Regions from separate parts of the Homo sapiens genome. Here region 2 is linked to region 1. Evidence: chromatin contacts called from ENCODE Hi-C or POLR2A ChIA-PET data. All regions are on one chromosome and are shown on one strand. The core of a region is the stretch at or near the end of the contact, and the rest is flanking DNA. Distances in the headings are between cores, read along the strand shown. Region 1 holds the start of ADIPOQ-AS1 (ADIPOQ antisense RNA 1). Region 2 overlaps ST6GAL1 (ST6 beta-galactoside alpha-2,6-sialyltransferase 1).

The links. Hi-C counts contacts between places; a loop is a spot of excess contacts on that map. ChIA-PET counts read pairs that join two places held with the same protein, here RNA polymerase II (POLR2A). Pooled maps may share reads with other maps.
Region 2: POLR2A ChIA-PET joins it to region 1 with 14 read pairs in activated naive CD4-positive, alpha-beta T cell. The contact joins the enhancer-like site here to the promoter of ADIPOQ-AS1 in region 1. A Hi-C loop is called at or near these places in 1 of 168 maps with a recorded cell type or tissue (endothelial cell of umbilical vein), 2 of 37 single-sample maps with no recorded cell type and 1 of 50 pooled maps. POLR2A ChIA-PET finds 5 or more read pairs at or near these places in 10 of 52 experiments (GM10248, OCI-LY7, Panc1 and 6 more).

What each region holds. Positions count from the first base shown.
Region 1 is chr3:186,859,646-186,865,318 of GRCh38, reverse strand. It overlaps ADIPOQ-AS1 (ADIPOQ antisense RNA 1), which reads left to right and starts at 3,951. Exons shown (of 4, transcript NR_046662.2): 1 at 3,951-4,086. RefSeq lists enhancers at 1-377, 4,145-4,439.
Region 2 is chr3:187,023,810-187,028,996 of GRCh38, reverse strand. All of the region lies in intron 2 of ST6GAL1 (ST6 beta-galactoside alpha-2,6-sialyltransferase 1), which reads right to left. Among named protein-coding and RNA genes, the nearest start is that of ST6GAL1, 96 kb to the right of the region's middle. RefSeq lists an enhancer at 2,807-3,136 and a silencer at 4,690-4,779. Within about 2 kb of position 3,621, at least 6 of the 41 ENCODE cell types and tissues checked have a DNase peak (open chromatin) inside an H3K27ac peak, as active enhancers do; they include OCI-LY7, where a contact is called at or near this core.

The DNA.
Region 1 (5,673 bases), core at 2,702-5,201:
GTGGACACAGCACATGCTTCAGAGAGCACAGGGTTGGGGATAAGGTCACAGATCAACAGGATCCCAAGGCAGAAGAATTTCTCTTAGTACAGAACAAAATGAAAAGTCTCCCATGTCCACTTCCATCCACACAGACCCGGCAACCATCCGATTTCTCAATTTTTTCCCCACCCTTCCCGCCTTTCTATTCCACAAAACCGCCATTGTCATCATGGCCCATCCCCAATGAGCCGCTGGGCACACCTCCCAGACGGGGTCGTGGCCGGGCAGAGGGGCTCCTCACTTCCCAGTAGGGGCGGCCGGGCAGAAGCGCCCCTCACCTCCCGGATGGGGCGGCTGGCCGGGCGGGGGGCTGACCCCCCCACTACCCTCCCGGACGGGGCGGCTGGCCAGGCAGAGGGGCTCCTCACTTCCCAGTAGGGGCGGCCGGGCAGAGGCGCCCCTCACCTCCTGGATAGGGCGGCTGGCCGGGCGGGGGGCTGTCCCCCCCACCTCCCTCCCGGACGGGGCGGCTGGCCGGGCAGAGGGGTCCTCACTTCCCAGTAGGGGCGGCCAGGCAGAGGCGCCCCTCACCTCCCGGACAGGGCGGCCGGCCGGAAGGGGGGCTGACCCCCCCACCTCCCTCCCGGACGGGGCGGCTGGCCGACCCCCCCCCCCCGCCTCTCTCCCGGACGGGGCGGCTGGCCGGGCAGAGGGGCTCCTCACTTCCCAGTAGGGGTGGCCGGGCAGAGGCGCCCCTCACCTCCCGGACGGGGCGGCTGGCCAGGCGGGGGGCTGACCCCCCCTCCCCCCTCCCGGACGGGGCGGCTGGCCGGGCGGGGGGCTGACCCCCCCACCTCCCTCCCGGACGGGGCGGCTGGCCGGGCAGAGGGGCTCCTCACTTCCCAGTAGGGGCGGCCGGGCAGAGGAGCCCCTCACCTCCCGGACGGGGTGGCTGCCGGGCGGAGACGCTCCTCACTTCCCAGACGGGGTGGTTGCCGGACGGAGGGGCTCCTCACTTCTCAGACGGGGCGGTTGCCAGGCAGAGGGTTTCCTCACTTCTCAGACGGAGCGGCGGGGCAGAGACGCTCCTCACCTCCCAGACAGGGTTGCGGCCCAGCAGAGGCGCTCCTCACATCCCAGACAGGGCGGTGGGGCAGAGGTGCTCCCCACATCTCAGACGATGGGCGGCCGGGCAGAGACGCTCCTCACTTCCTAGATGGGATGGCAGCCGGGAAGAGGCGCTCCTCGCTTCCTAGATGGGATGGCGGCCGGGCAGAGACGCTCCTCACTTTCCAGACTGGGCAGCCAGGCAGAGGGGCTCCTCATATCCCAGACGATGGGTGGCCAAGCAGAGACGCTCCTCACTTCCCAGACGGGGTGGCGGCCGGGCAGAGGCTGCACTCTCGGCTCTTTGGGAGGCCAAGGCAGGCGGCTGGGAGGTGGTTGTAGCGAGCCGAGATCACGCCGCTGCACTCCAGCCTGGACACCACTGAGCACTGAGTGAACGAGACTTCATCTGCAATCCCGGCACCTCGGGAGGCCGAGGCTGGCGGATCACTCGCGGTTAGGAGCTGGAGAGCAGCCCGGCCAACACAGCGAAACCCCGTCTCCACCAAAAAAAAACCGAAAACCAGTCAGGCGTGGCAGCGCGCGCCTGCAATCGCAGGCACTCGGCAGGCTGAGGCAGGAGAATCAGGCAGGGAGGTTGCAGTGAGCCGAGATGGCAGCAGTACCGTCCAGCTTTGGCTCGGCATCAGAGGGAGACGGAGAGGGAGAGGGAGAGGGAGAGGGAGAGGGAGAGGGAGAGGGAGAGGGAGAGGGAGAGGGAGAGGGAGAGGGAGAGGGAGAGGGAGAGGGAGAGGGAGAGGGAGAGGGAGAGGGAGAGGGAGAGGGAGAGGGAGAGGGAGAGGGAGAGGGAGAGGGAGAGGGAGAGGGAGAGGGAGAGGGAGAGGGAGAGGGAGAGGGAGAGGGAGAGGGAGAGGGAGAGGGAGAGGGAGAGGGAGAGGGAGAGGGAGAGGGAGAGGGAGAGGGAGAGGGAGAGGGAGAGGGAGAGGGAGAGGGAGAGGGAGAGGGAGAGGGAGAGGGAGAGGGACTATTTGCAATATTTTTCAAGTATATATGAGGAAGAGGCCAAGAGTGTTCCTTTTTTTCTAAATAACTAAAGTGCATAAATCTTTTATCACATATTAAAGTTCCACATATCTTAGGGTCTAATTCTGGTCACTCTTATCTTTCATTAACCTGTCTGTCTATTCTTATGCTAGGGATACTCTGTTTTGGGGGGGCGCGGTGGGGGTTTGAAATAGAGTCTCACTCTGTTGCTCAGGCTGGAGTGCGGCAGCACATTCTCAGCTCACTGCAGCCTCCACTTCCCAGGTTCAAGCAATTGTCCTGCCTCGGCCTCCTGAGTAGCTGGGACTACAGGCATGTCCACCAAGCCCGGCTAATTTTTGTGTTTTTAGTAGAGACAGGGTTTCACCATGTTGGCCAGGCTGGTCTCGAACTCCTGACTTCAAGTGATCCACCCACCTCGGCCTCCCTAAGTGCTGAAATTACAGGCTTGAGCCACCGCGCCTGAGCCAGGATACTCTGTTTTAACTGCTATGATTTTGTAATATGTTTTCAGTACCTAGCAAGGTTAGCTGCCTATCCCACCTAAATTACTGTTTTTAAAAATCTTATACAGTCTCACCTGTGTGCTCTTTCAAATGACCATCAAAAAAGAAAAACATTAACACCCCTGAAAATTCACCAGAAGCAAAATTAAGAAAAGGGTGTAATGACAAGTCACAGACTTCAAAACATGGCTATTGAGGAAGGAAACAAAAGATTCTGCCAGAGCATGGCAAGGCTTCTAATATCACTGTAGCCTCCCACCCACCAAGACTATACTAAAAAGAAGAGGATTGGACAAATTCCTGTGAGTTCTCCTCAACCTGGGGCAAAGAAGACTCAACAGGTAAGTAAGTATCCCAAGGAAAAGTCTAGAAAAAACCTGTCAGAGTACAGACTCCTGTCAGAGTACAAACTAGCATATCTCAAGATCTCTGTGGAAGAGCTGATGGTTCCTAGGGGTTACTAGGAACCTGTGGACCTAGAGGTATTCCACCATGGGAATAGGATGCATGGCCAACGAGATGGGTTAATTTGTGGTACCAAACATTTAACAGCATTTTAGAAGAGAGAGTAAAAGCCAGGTTACCCAACAAAGGCTGCACAATCCCCAGAGTCTGCTTCTATTCTCTCTTCCCTCCGTCTCAGAAAAGTGGAAAGAAAATGAGATTTCAGCTCTTGCTCTGTGGCTGGGAGGTGAGACATGCAAGTATCAGAGATGGCAGTCATGCTCACTGTATCAGAGCAAACAAAGTCTAGAAAGACCCACGTTCAACACAAGCAAGCTGGATCAGCCAGGTATACTACAGAAAAGCAACAAAAAAAAGAAATGAACAACATGCCAAGAACCCAGTCTGGGAAATATATATATATGTAATATATATATATATATATAAATATATTTGCTATACATACATTATCTATATTTGCTATATATATGTATATATATACCAAAATTTAGAAAAACCCACAAAACTCTCCATGAATTCCTGTTTTTGGAAGACTGTGATAAGAACATGAATAAAATAAAACAAGAGGAAGTTCAAAGATAAGAGGACAAATCAACGGAATTTCCCAGAACATTGTTAAAGTTAGAATGGTGAAAGCAAGCACCCTTGTTTTGTACCAATTTTAATGGGGATTTATTTAGTGTTTTGCTATTAATTATAATGTTGGATATTATTTACAATTTGTTATTCTTTATCATACCAGGGAAATAACATTCTATCTTTAAGTTATAGTTTTTTTTGTTTGTTTTGTTTTGTTTTGTTTTGAGATGGAGTCTCACTCTGTTGCCCAGGCTGGAGTACAATGGCACTATCTTGTCTCACGGCAACCTCCGCCTCCCAGGTTCCAGTGATTCTCCTGCCTCAGCCTCCTGAGTAGCTGGGATTACAGGCGCCAGCCACCATGCCCGGCTAGTTTTTGTGTTTTTAGTAGAGACGGGATTTCACCATGTTGCCCAGGCTGGTCTCAAACTCCTGATCTCAGGTAATCCATTGGCCTCGGCCTCCCAAAGTGCTGGGATTACAGGCATGAGCCACCGTGCCTGGCCTTAAGTTATAGAATTTTTTAGATAAAGAAAGGTTGAGCATTGACTTAAGCTATTTCAGCTGGCATGAACAAACTATTTTGGAAGGCCCTTATTTTCTAGCACCACACTACAAAGAACCTCAGTGCAGTCCTCAGAACTTGCCCACGTGAAAGATGAGTGAGACATTTCATCATATTTTCTTTAAACAACCGGACTTTCTGCCACATAACAAATTGAATGACTCATTTTACAAAGGCAAGTTCTTCCATTACCGGTATTTACAGGATTGCTAACATTAAGGCTACAGGTTGTATAACTCTATCCCCCAATGTCTTGAAACTATAAAGAAAAAAAGTCCAATGAAATTGGGGTTTATTTTTCATAACAGCATAGCTTTTGGTATCAGGCAGCTCTGGCTATGAATCTTTGCTCTACAATTTACTAGCTGCAGCTTTGAGCCAGTTAATTATCTTCTCTAAGCTTCAGTTTTCTTATCTAACAATGGGGTCAATGATATTTAATGTACAAGATGTTGTAAAGAGTAAATAAAATAATGTATTTCAAGCAGCTACTTCAAAATGATAATTATATTATTATTTCTATTTTTAAGATTATGATGTACCCAGTATAAAATAGACAATAAATATTTACTGAATAAATCAATGATCTTTGTAAAGAATTCAAAGATGAAATACAAAGTCTCTGTCCACAAGGGATTTCTAAGCTAGGAGGTTAATTGCTAATAAAATACATGTAAGTGAAGCTAGGGTTTTAGGTGTAATCTTATGGGTGCCTAATGACTTGACTCTATTATCCTGTTGCCAAGTTTTCTTCCTAACTGAGCCTGAGCTTGGTGCCTGGGCACAGTCACAGTTTAATTTCCAACCCTGTGTACTTTTTATTTTTATTTACTTGTTTTTTTGAGGCAGAGTCTTTCTCTGTTGCCCAGGCCGAAGTGCAGTGGCACTATCTTGGCTCACTGCAACTTCTGTCTCCCAGGTCAAGTGATTCTCCTGCCTCAGCCTCTCAAGTAGCTGGGATTACAGGTGCACGCCACCACAACCAGCTGATTTTTGTATTTTTAGTTTCACCATGTTGGTCAGGCAGGTCTCGAACTCCTGACCTCAAGTGATCTGCCCACCTTGGTCTCCCAAAGTGCTGGGATTACAGGCATGAGCCACTGCGCTCAGCCCCCTGTGTACTTTCTAGATGTACATAAAATAAATACAAGCTAACTCACATTAAAAGGAGAGATGGCATAAAAATACAGGAACTGGTGTCTTACGGCCCCCGTGGGTTGGGATATAGTTAAATCTCAGGAAGGACTGAACCAAAAAGTAGAAAGCATCCAAGATCTCTCTCTCTCTCTCTCTCTCTCTGACTTTCAATTCTGTTTCTCTCAAAGCCTCTACCTTTCTCACAGCTGGGCCTCTTCTTGTTCTACACTGCAGGGCAGAAGGACCCATGAGTCCTGAATCTGCATGTTTTACATCCATCCTAATTCGTATTCCTGGAGGAATCTGGTCGGCCCAGTATCTTAGCCC
Region 2 (5,187 bases), core at 2,372-4,871, 160 kb before region 1:
CTCCTGCCTCAGCCTCCCGAGTAGCTGGGATCACAGGCGTGCACCACCACGCCCTGCTAACCACCTATGAAAAATTCTTGCCCAAAATGTTTAATCTGTATATTATCAAGCTGTCATACACAATTCCAGTTTTTAGGAAATACAGAAGAAAGAAGAACAAGTCAAATAGCGCCAAAGGAAAATTATCAGACAAATCCAGAAGGTAGGACTTCCTATGGGACAACTGAACTGGTTTCATCAACAAGTAAATGGGAATAAAAAACAAATGGCTTCGCAGATATAATAATATGTAATACGTACACCTTGTCTGAATCTTGGTTTGATTCACCTTGGGGACAAATGGGGATATTGGAACATAGATTGGTTATTATATGGTATTAAGAAATTATTGTTAATTTTGTTAGGTGTATAAAAGTATTGTGGTTATATAAAGAAAAAGTCCTATGCATGTGAAGTAGTAAGAGATGAAATCTACTTTAAAAATCTACTTTAAAATACTCCAGCCAAAAAATAGATTCAGCAAATATGAAAATAATGCAATGTCATTTTTTGGATGTATTCAAATTAAGCTATGTAACAAGACTGATTTTCAAACTCCTTTCTTCTTAGACAGTGATATAGTTTGGGAGTGGGGAGAGTTTTAAAGAGCTTGAAGAAAAAAGTCACGATAGACAATTGTTTCTGTTTTACTCAAGGAATTAACTAAAAGATATATGACTTTAGAGAAGTCATATATTGAGCCACTTATTGCATGAGTTCTAAATAAACTCCACTTCCCTGCCCTGACCCTAAACCTCTTGACCTCATTTCTCTTCTTTAAAATGCCTTATTTCTCTTTCCTTTACAGTAAAACTCCTTGAAAGACAGTCCATAGTCTTGTTTGCAATAGCTATCTTCCCACTCTCACTTGAACCCACTCCAACCAGGCCTCCCCATCTCCATGAACCTGATCTTGTCAGAGTCACAAGGACCTCCACGATCTCCACATTGCTAACCAAATGGTCAATGTTCAGTCTTCATCTTATTCAGCTCATCAGCAGTCCATAACTTCCTCTTCCTTGATGCATATTCTTCACCTAGCTTCCAAAACCTATACTTCTCCTGGCTTTTCTCTGCCTTACCGGTAATGCCTTACTGGTCTCGTTGCTGGCTCCTTCTCTTCTGCCCCACTTTATGCACAGAAATGCCCTAGACCTGCCCTTTCTCTACCTATACTCACCCTCTACTGCTTGTGAGCATCTTGCGGTCAGCTCTCCACCTACCCAGCCCCCTGCAGTTTGAGCTCAATACCTGTTTGTTGAAGTGCACTGAGTCCGGAAAGTCGGTTCTGTCAGTGAGCTTCTACAGAAAGGAAGCCTTTGAAAATTTTTTTTGAGAAAAGAAGACGGGGCAAGAAGGGGGGCCGGAATAAAACACTGCACTCACTTCACTATTTACCCTCTTATCTGTTATCTGTAGAGAGGAGGCAACACTGAGGAGCACAGTGATTCTCAGACTTAGAGCACACCCAAATTATTAAAATCACTTGTTAAAATGCGGGTTCCTGAATTCTGTCTCAATCATTCTGATTCAAGTAGTCTGGGAGGTTGGGAGAATATTGGGGGGAAGTTGGAAATCTGCATTTAATAAGCACCCCAGGTAATTAATTCTCAGGCAAGTGGTGAGAAACAGGTCGCTGAGAACAGTGCTACTGAAAGTGAGATCTGCAGAGAAGTGCTAGGCTGAGAAAGCTTTTCAAGATGCAAGATGAGAAAAGTACAGAAATGGAGTGTAAGTGACTTTTACAGTAATTTTAAAGAGTAATTTTATGCCTGTTAGATCAATACTTTTTAAAATGGGGCTTGTATTTCAAATGTCCTTTTTCTCATTTCATGATTCTGGAATCCATGCTTTTTTATTTATTTGTTTATTTTATTTTTTATTTTTTATTTATTTATTTATTTTTTTGGAGACAGAGTCTCCCTCTGTCGCCCAGGCTGGAGTGCAGTGGTGAGATCTCGGCTCACTGCAAGCTCTGCCTCCAGGGTTCACTCCATTCTCCCGCCTCAGCCTCCCCAGTAGCTGGGACTACAGGTGCCCGCCACCATGCCTGGCTAATTTTGTTTTTGTGTTTTTAGTAGAGATGGGGTTTCACCGTGTTAGCCAGGATGGTCTCGATCTCCTGACCTCATGATCCACCCGCCTCGGCCTCCCAAAGTGCTGGGATTACAGGCGTGAGCCACCGCACCTGGCCCCATTTTTATTGTATTTTACGTAACTACTGATGTGAGAGGAATTGGGAAAAAAAATTTGGTTCTTCACCACCAATAGTTTGAGAAGCCTTGGCTTTGGAGAAACAGTTCACTCAGGCTCTAGTCTCAAAAAGCTAGATTGAAATCCTGGCTTTTGTACTGTAAGTTATCTTAGGCCAATTAGTCAGTTTCTGTGAACCTTGTGTCTTCATCTGCGAAGGATAACAATACTTAAAAGGTTGCCTCTGCAGGGCTGTGCTGACAATTTAATGATAGATTTTTATCACTTTATTTTAGCTAATAATTAATGAGCTTTTACTATGTGCTAAGTAATTTACAGGCAGTAAAGGTCCTGTAATTTGGTGAAGCTCATTTAATTCCTGCAGCAACAACAGTGCCCAAGGCGAGCACTGTTATCACCATGTGCTTCACAGAGTCCCCAGAGGAGCCTGCCCAGGCTGTCTGGCTCTACCACCCCAGCTCCTACCCACCGAGCTCTATCAAGCGGGAACCAACATGGGTCAAAACATTAATCATTTGTCAAAACATTTCTGACAAGTCACCGTTTTGCTCAAAAGCGCAGCAAAGGTCAGAAGCATGATATGCAACAAGAAACCGACTTGTAGCTGGTGAATCTGAGAAGACAGTGAAAGAAAGGAAGCCATGAGGGGCGCGCAGTGCCTGAGAGGCTGTGACTGTTGGCAAGTGTTTACCTGAGGACAGGCCCACCTGCATGGCTCATGGTGGGGAGGGGGAGATCCTGCCCAGAGCAAAGCCCTGAAGATAAAGGGCTTTCACTCCTGCCAAGGGTCTCTTACCAGAGATTACATCTTTTCCCAGCCAGGCAGCACTGATAATGAAGTCCTCAGAACATTTCCCTGAGTACATTTCCCCAGAGGTTTTCTAAGAGTCTGGAGAACAGAACTTTGTTGGGGGGTGTTGTGTCCCCACCATGAGGTCAGGCTGCGGTCCCTGACCAGAGCCAACCACTCGGAACTGATTAGGAGAGCTCTGAACTCCAGATTGACACAGCCATGGCAAAGGGAAATCATGAGCCATTTGCTACTGTCTTCACCCTTGCACCCCATGCACAGACAGACAGACTTGTATTCATAGAAATATCTGCCTTCCTATTTGACAGGTGCCTGGCAAAAAGTAGGCCTTTCGTGCCCCATGAATTCCCTTTCTGTATAATGCCCACTCCCCACTACACACCCCAGCCCCAGGAGGCATCTCCCACATGCTCACCACACAATTTGCACTCCGCTTGGTAAATCAGCATTAAGCAGAGGAGAGCGCAGGAAGGGCCTATATAGAGAGTGGAAAAAACACTTCACCCCTCCCCAGCAACACAGCTACCCACTCTTTCCTCCACATCCCTACACTACACCACACCCCTATGCTACAGAGAGCCAGACAAAGAAGAAAACGGGCCCGCCATCTCCTCAGAAAGAGGAACTGTCTCACCTCCTAATCTTTACTACACTGCTTCGATTTTTCTTGGAGTAATTTAAAGCAAACGCCAGACTTTGTATCAGTTTCCTGCTACCAGCTCTTCCCAACTGCGGATCCAACAAAAAATTAAGCCTTAATGTCCTAAGACCTCCATTGTATGCAACGCATCAACTAACTCCCATGGCATCGAGAATTACCTACGTACCACCCCTGGCAGAATCGTACCACCCCTGGGAGAATTGAGAACGTAGACCCTCAGATTCTCTACACTGTGAGACACACACACACAGACACACACACACACACACACACACACACACACGCACCAGGTTCTGCCAGAGAATATATGAATATAAATAATAATTCAATATGATCACAATGCCAATATCACCCAATATCCAACCCACCTTTAAATGTTTACCAATTCTCTCAATAATGTCTTTTACACTAACCTGCTCAAAAGGGGATCCAAACAAGGACAGGACATTTTGTTTGGATGACTGGATGATGTGCCATTTTCAATTCTCTCTTATCTAGAAGAGTTCCTCGCTCCCTTACTTCTTCTTTTCCACGGCATATATTTGTTGAAAAAATGAAGTCATTTCTCCTGTGGAGTGGCTTATGTTCTGAGCCTGGCTCACGGCTTCCTCAGGGTGTTGTTTAATGTTCTCCTCTCTGCTCTGTGTTTCCTTAAACTGAGTGTTAGATTTCAAGGCTTGTTGAGATTTGGTGGTTTCAAATTCAATGGTTCTCCCAGGCTTTTTTTGTTAAAATATATACACATATACTCTCTCTCTCTCTCTCTCTCTCTCTCTCTATATATATATATATATATACACATATATATGTGTATATATGTGTGTGTGTATATATATATAGAGTATATGTGTGTGTGTATATATATATATAAAACATTTAGGCTGGGCGCGGTGGCTCATGCCTGTAATCCCAGCACTTTGGGAGGCCGAGGCGGGCAGATCACGAGGTCAGGAGATCAAGACCATCTGGCTAACATGGTGAAACCCCCGTCTCTACTAAAAATACAAAAAATTAGCCAGGCGTGGAGGCATGCACCTGTAGTCCCAGCTACTCAGGAGGCTGAGGCAGGAGAATCACTTGAACCTGGAGGCGGAGATTGCAGTGAGCAGAGATCATGCCACTGTACTCCATCCTGGGTGACACAGCGAGACTTTGTCTCAAAAAACAAACAAACAAGCAAAACATGTATATATGTATATATATAAAACATATATATGTATATATATACCCAAAAGGATCTAAGTCCTGGTAGTCTAAGGGAGTTGGAGGTGAGGAAATGAATAGGGAAGGTTGAGTTCTTCTACTTTGTGGTGGCCCCGGGGCCTGTAAGAAAACTTACACCAATACTCATGCGATAGGTTCATTCTTTTTTTTTTTTTTAATTATTATTATACTTTAAGTTTTAGGGTACATGTGCACAACGTGCAGGTTTGTTACATATGTATACATGTGCCATGTTGGT